Regions from separate parts of the Homo sapiens genome. Here region 2 is linked to region 1. A link is a loop called in an ENCODE intact Hi-C map of the cell type or tissue named here. Cell type or tissue: Caco-2. All regions are shown on one strand. Links, peaks and the distances in the headings refer to the core of each region. The heading gives the core; the rest is flanking DNA.

Region 1 (2,935 bases), core at 333-2,832:
AAGCAAAGGATATTTGAGGCTAAAATAGGTACATGAACCTTTCAATGGTTGTGACAGAAAGTTTACAAATAAATAATGTGTCTGAGTCTAATTCTTTAAAAAATTAATGCAGAGATGGTTCAAATTAACATCAACAAGTTACCTTTTTACATTGGTCAAGGTTAAAGCAGAAGTAAATCCTCCTAGATACTGAAATTAGATTTATGTCAGTTTTTACTAATAGGAGACAGATGGGTAGATCACTTTGCTTCTACTCTCTTGTTACAGATGTTTAGTGAAATTGTGTAAATTTAAAAATCTATTTTCCCTTTAAATGGTCTGAGCAGGGTTTTCATTTATACATTACATTTGAAATTAGCTTGAACAACCTTTTCAATCCCAGCACCATGGGTTTTCTTGACTATTCATTGTTGCCTTTCTATCTCTTTATATTTACAGTTGGAAGGTTGATGCCAAGTTTTGTAAAACATGTTCTCTTCCATGCTGAGATCCTCTATGCCAACAATCTCCCTAGAGTGTGTGCTTTAGTAATAAGCCCTGAAAATGGGAACTGATAATGGAAATACTGGCAGCCCCTTTACAACAGGGGTGCTAGCCTGTTTCTGTAATTAGGAATGTGATTAGAAATAAGAGTTGCTTTTGGTCTTCAATTTCAAGCCATGAAATGAAGGGATTTTAGTTTGTCTCATTTTTGGCAAATGGCAAATTTCAGTAACACTTCAGCTTCCTGAGTCTGGCCACAAATAACCTGTTGTTTGAATGTGTTTTCAAAGCGTCCTAACTGTGCTTTCTTAATCTATTTGTAACCACAGCTTTCTTTTTGAAAATAATTATTTCCCTGATTGTCTTCTTAATATTTTTAGGGTTTATTTTCTTATTTCTTCCCACCAATCCCAGATTTCAGTGTGTTGTCATCTATGACATAAAATAGCAAAATAATAATAACAATAGTATTTATCAAATAGTTATTATATACTATGCACTATGCTAGGTGAATTACATGCATTTTTCATTTAATTTTCTTGTCAGTTCTATACAGTAGACACTATTATTACTTCCCATCTTATGTATGAGGGAAGCACAAGCATGTATCTAAAAAGCGATAGAGCCCATATTCTCTATCACTGTGCTGTGTCAACACTTTATATTACAAAGTACCCCGATCCACAGGTAACTGTTTTACTTAAATCAATGTTAATCTCCTTGGTCATTTATTCATGGCCATCCTCTTTCATTTGGAAAATATTAATTAACACCTACTATGTGCCTGACACTTTGAAAGGCTCTGGGAATATAAGGATGAATGAGTCCACTTCTTGTCCTTGAGATGGTTACAGATGAATTAAATAAAACATAGCAACACCTACAACCATAAATATCAAAATGGGCACTGAGTCACCCGATGTACCGTTGTAAATGCACAAGGGTGCTGTGAAATATTTAAAATTTTTATGGGAAACACAGCAACACCTACTGGATATTACATGAACTACTTTCAGTTTATGTGTGTTTTTTGTTTTGTTTTGTTTTTTTCAACTGGCTACTAAGTTAATAGGGCATTAATACTTGTGGAATTGTTTAGACCTACTCATTTAATAAACAGAACTGATACAGATTTCTTTTGGCCTAGAATATTGTGAAAAATATTACTAAGGATACTATTAACAGAGAATATTTAGGACTCTCTGGCCCAAGGAAAGATGTTTGATATTTTTATCAGAGCAATTAAAGAACCCTTAAACAAAACTGAACTAGGAAAATCTTGTAGGTACCAAGGGTTCAGGAGATCAAAATGGGACTGTGAAACTGGTTATGAAAGTGATATTCAGTTGGGTGCACATAAATACTTATGTATTTTACTCACAAAGATATTCAAATAAATCTCATTTTGATGAACTTGAGTTATTTTGAATCCAAATTATGAAAGATTTTTAGGAAATAGGTCAAAACACTTTGAGTGAGCTAATTACATGATTTGGCTTATGTTTAAATAATAAAAACATAATAGGCTATCAATCTTATATTTGAAGATGGCATTTTTGACACTTTATTTTACTGCTTCTAACCTTAGGTAAACTGAATGTACTGACTAGGAAGAGCGTATTATGCTGTCACCTTAAGAATATATAATTATAACATCTCAGCAGATGGGTAGACATCTCATAGAAAAATAACTGTAAATCTGAGGGAGAGATGTATTTGACAGTCTAACATCTCCACACTTCTAGTTTCCTTTAGTTCAGAATTGCCGCAAGCTTCTCTAGTAATTTGAGGCCTTGAAGCACTTTGAAATTGCTAGCAATGTTTCCCTAGCTACTTTTTTCATGAAAAGATGATTATGTGATGCTAAGAGGATTTGTTGACAAGAGGAAAATTTTTTATCGCACAAGTCTGCTTTCAAGGAAAAAAAACGAATCAATGAAAAATAGCAGTTGGATCATTTTCTGACAGATTAGAGAGATTATCACTGGGACTTGATCCATCATCTTAGAGCTAAGATTTAACTATACTATTCATATCATCAACTGAAGGACTAAAGGATGAGAAAATATGAAAGCTCCATTAGGGATAATATATGTAGGATAAAATAATATACATGAAATAAATGATGACCCTTGAGGTCTATATATATAGACCTCATGTAATGAGGAATTTGGTGGCATTATAGAAAAGATCACTTTAATTTAGAAAAAAGGATCAGGACTCAACCCTTGTTTCTGCCATTTATTTAGAAATACAACCTTAAACTTGTTATTTTACCCCCATTGACTCTGTGTTTCCACAACTAGAAAAGAACGTTGCAGGAGGGAGTAAATGAGACAATCCAGGCAAAATACTATACTTACGCAGGGCCTTGTATGTAATAAGTATAATGGGTCACGTTTGACTGTTGGCAAAAGAGTCACTAATTAGATGTAAAAAATAGAAGCTTATT
Region 2 (2,935 bases), core at 131-2,630, 270 kb before region 1:
TTTATTTTTTATTTTTTATTTATTAAAGTGTAGTTGTTTTTCCCTCATGTTTGTGTAAGTCAAAAGCCTAGTTCTGAAGAAAACAATATGGCAGTTTTATAAAAATGTATATATAAGTATACCATACAACTCAACAATTTCACTTCTAAAATCCTACCCCAGAGAAATAAAAGCTCATGTCCTTATAGACTTGCATATGAATGTTAATAGCAGAATTATTCCTAATATACAAAATGTAGGAAAACAATCCATGTCCATGAGTGAGTGGATACAGCTCTGTTTACAGGAACAGCACTCAAGTGACTATTAAAACATAATACAATTTAAATGTGACAACTGATGGAAACAGTTGCACCGGGCACCACACATTGGCACTCATTTTATAAAAATGTGTATATAAGTTTATCATACAACTCAATAATTTCACTTCTAAAATCCTACCCCAGAGAAATAAAAGCTCATGTCCATATAGACTTGCATGTGAATATTAATAGCAGAATTATTCCTAATATACAAAATGTAGAAAAAAATCCATGTCCACGAGTGAGTGGATAAAAATCCATGTCCATGAGTGAATGGATAATCCAAATCCATGGGTGAGTGGATAAAATATATTATAACTATACAATGGAATTTTATTCAACAATAAACAGGAATTAAATACTACAACATAGATAAACCTCAAAAATATTATGAAAAGTGAAAGACGCCAAAAACAAAAGATCACATATTATGATTCCATACATGCAAAATGTCAAGAAAGGCAAATCTAAGAAGATAGACAGTTGTTAGATGTTCCCTGGCTTTTGAAGTGAAATGGAGATTAAATCTAAATGGATACAAAGAATCTTACTGGGGAGATGGAAGTGTTCTACAAACTGGATTGTGGTGATGGTTGCATAACTGTAAATTAACAAAAATATTTCAATTGTGCATTTTATATGGGGTAATTTTATGCAATGTTAATTATACCTCAATAAAGTTGTTTTTAAAATTATGGAGAGAAACTAGATCAAAGTGATGGTTGCACAACATTTGAATGTACTAAATGCCACTGAATTGTACACTTTAAAATGATTAATTTTGTGTTCTGTAAATGTTACCTAAATTTATAAAAGGCACTAAAAAGTTATGGACATTTTCAGAATGTGTGTATTTTTAAGTTTGTTTTATGATGTTTTTATTCAGGTATTTATATGTATAATAAGCAGAAAATTAAAAAGAAAAGAGATTTTTCTTAAAATTGTTCATTATTCTACCACCTAGGAATAACAGTGAACTTGTGGGCATATATCCTGTGATTATTTTTTCTGTGTTTTTACCAAACATATAATCATACCATATACACTGTTGTGTAATATGCTTTTGCAGCCTAACAATACATATAAATATCATACTATGTCAATGAGATGACATGGTTTTGAAATTTGAAAATCAAATACCCACCTCACTTAATGATGAAATCCATTCTTTGGAAGATACAATGGCCAATCCATGCAGTGCACACTGAATAATTAACCGCCATTGTCTGTATGTCAAATGCTATGGACTAAATTATGTCCCTTCAAAATTCATATATTGAAGTTCTAACCCCCAGGTGACTGTATTTGGAGATAGGGCCTATAAGGAGATAATTAAGGTTAAATGAGGTCATAAGGGCAAGGCTTCGACCAAGTAGGATTAGTGTGCTGATAAGAAGAGACACCAGAGGGCTCACTCTCTCTTTTTTCTGCCATATGAGGACATGGCCAGAAGGAAAGCTGTTTTGCAAGCCAGGAAGAGAAATCTCACCAGGAAACTAATTGGACAAGATCTTGATCTTGGACTTTCCAGCTTCTAGAGCTGTGAGAAATACATTTCTGTTGTTTATTCTACCTAATCTATGGTATTCTGTTATGGCAGCCCAAGTAGATAAATACTCCATATCTTCCAAGCTAACCTACCTCCTGGACTAATCAAGAAAGCATGTAATAGCATTTCTTGAGTGTGAATTATTATATTTCAAGTTTTGTTACTAGATTGTTTGTTTTGTTTTGAGATGGAGTCTCACTCTGTTCCCCAGGCTGGAGTGCAGTGGCACAATCTCTGTTCACTGCAACCTCTGCCTCCCAGGTTCAAGCAACTCTCCTGCCTCAGCCTCCCGAGTAGCTGGGATTATAGGCATGCACCACCATACCTGGCTAATTTTTGTATTTTTATTAGAGAAGGGGTTTCACCATGTTGGCCACGCTGCTCTCGAACCCCTGACCTCAAATGATCTGCCCGCCTCAGCTTCCCGAAGTGCTCGGATTGCAGGTGTGAGCCACCACACCCACCCAATGTACTAGACACTTTAAATATGTTAGTTTATTTTTAGAACCTTCATTTCTAAAATTACTTCACAAATGAAGAAGCCAGGATCCAGGAAACCAGAAAAGAAAACTAACTTACTCAAACTCATGCAGCTACTTACCTGCCAGAGCTTGAATTTGAACTTATATATGTTTGACTGCAGGGGCTATGTGCCTGCCATAACAATGTGCTGCACACTGTATCCCAGGAGGACAAGAGACTGCTACAGCTAAGAAACTTTGCTAGGAATTAATAGTGCAGATATATTTTCGAAATGAATTTTCACCTAGATACAGTTTTATGCATAATCTACTATGTGCTAAATATCATTTATGAAGGCAATAAATGCCAGGCTGTAGAGTTTTTATTTTATGTTGCAGTCCAGAAGTCAGCTAAACTTTTTTTCTATAAAGCATAAGATGGTGACTAGTTTAGGCTTTGTGGGGCATACTATCTCTGAGGAAACTACTTAACTCTGCCTTTGTAGGACAAAAGTAGCCTTAGGCAATAAGTAAATGAACAAGCATGTCTGTGTTCCAATAAATTTTGTTTATGAAAACAGGGAGCAGATTGGATTTGGCCTACATGCCGTAGATTGCCAACC

The links. Peaks named below come from ENCODE experiments on the same cell type or tissue, not always from the same donor. Only the 100,000 strongest peaks of a DNase experiment are listed, where the experiment ranks them.
Region 2: it touches region 1 in a loop (29-fold over the local background); 3 of 110 quality-filtered maps call a loop at or near these places.

The regions. Positions count from the first base shown.
Region 1 is chr3:174,618,920-174,621,854 of GRCh38, forward strand. It overlaps a transcript of NAALADL2 not described here. Among named protein-coding and RNA genes, the nearest start is that of NAALADL2, 240 kb to the right of the region's middle. In Caco-2, for the core only: no CTCF peak of the experiment used is centred there; no DNase peak of the experiment used is centred there.
Region 2 is chr3:174,353,961-174,356,895 of GRCh38, forward strand. No RefSeq gene overlaps it. Among named protein-coding and RNA genes, the nearest start is that of NLGN1-AS1, 430 kb to the left of the region's middle. In Caco-2, for the core only: a CTCF peak has its summit at 1,693 (motif pointing right); no DNase peak of the experiment used is centred there.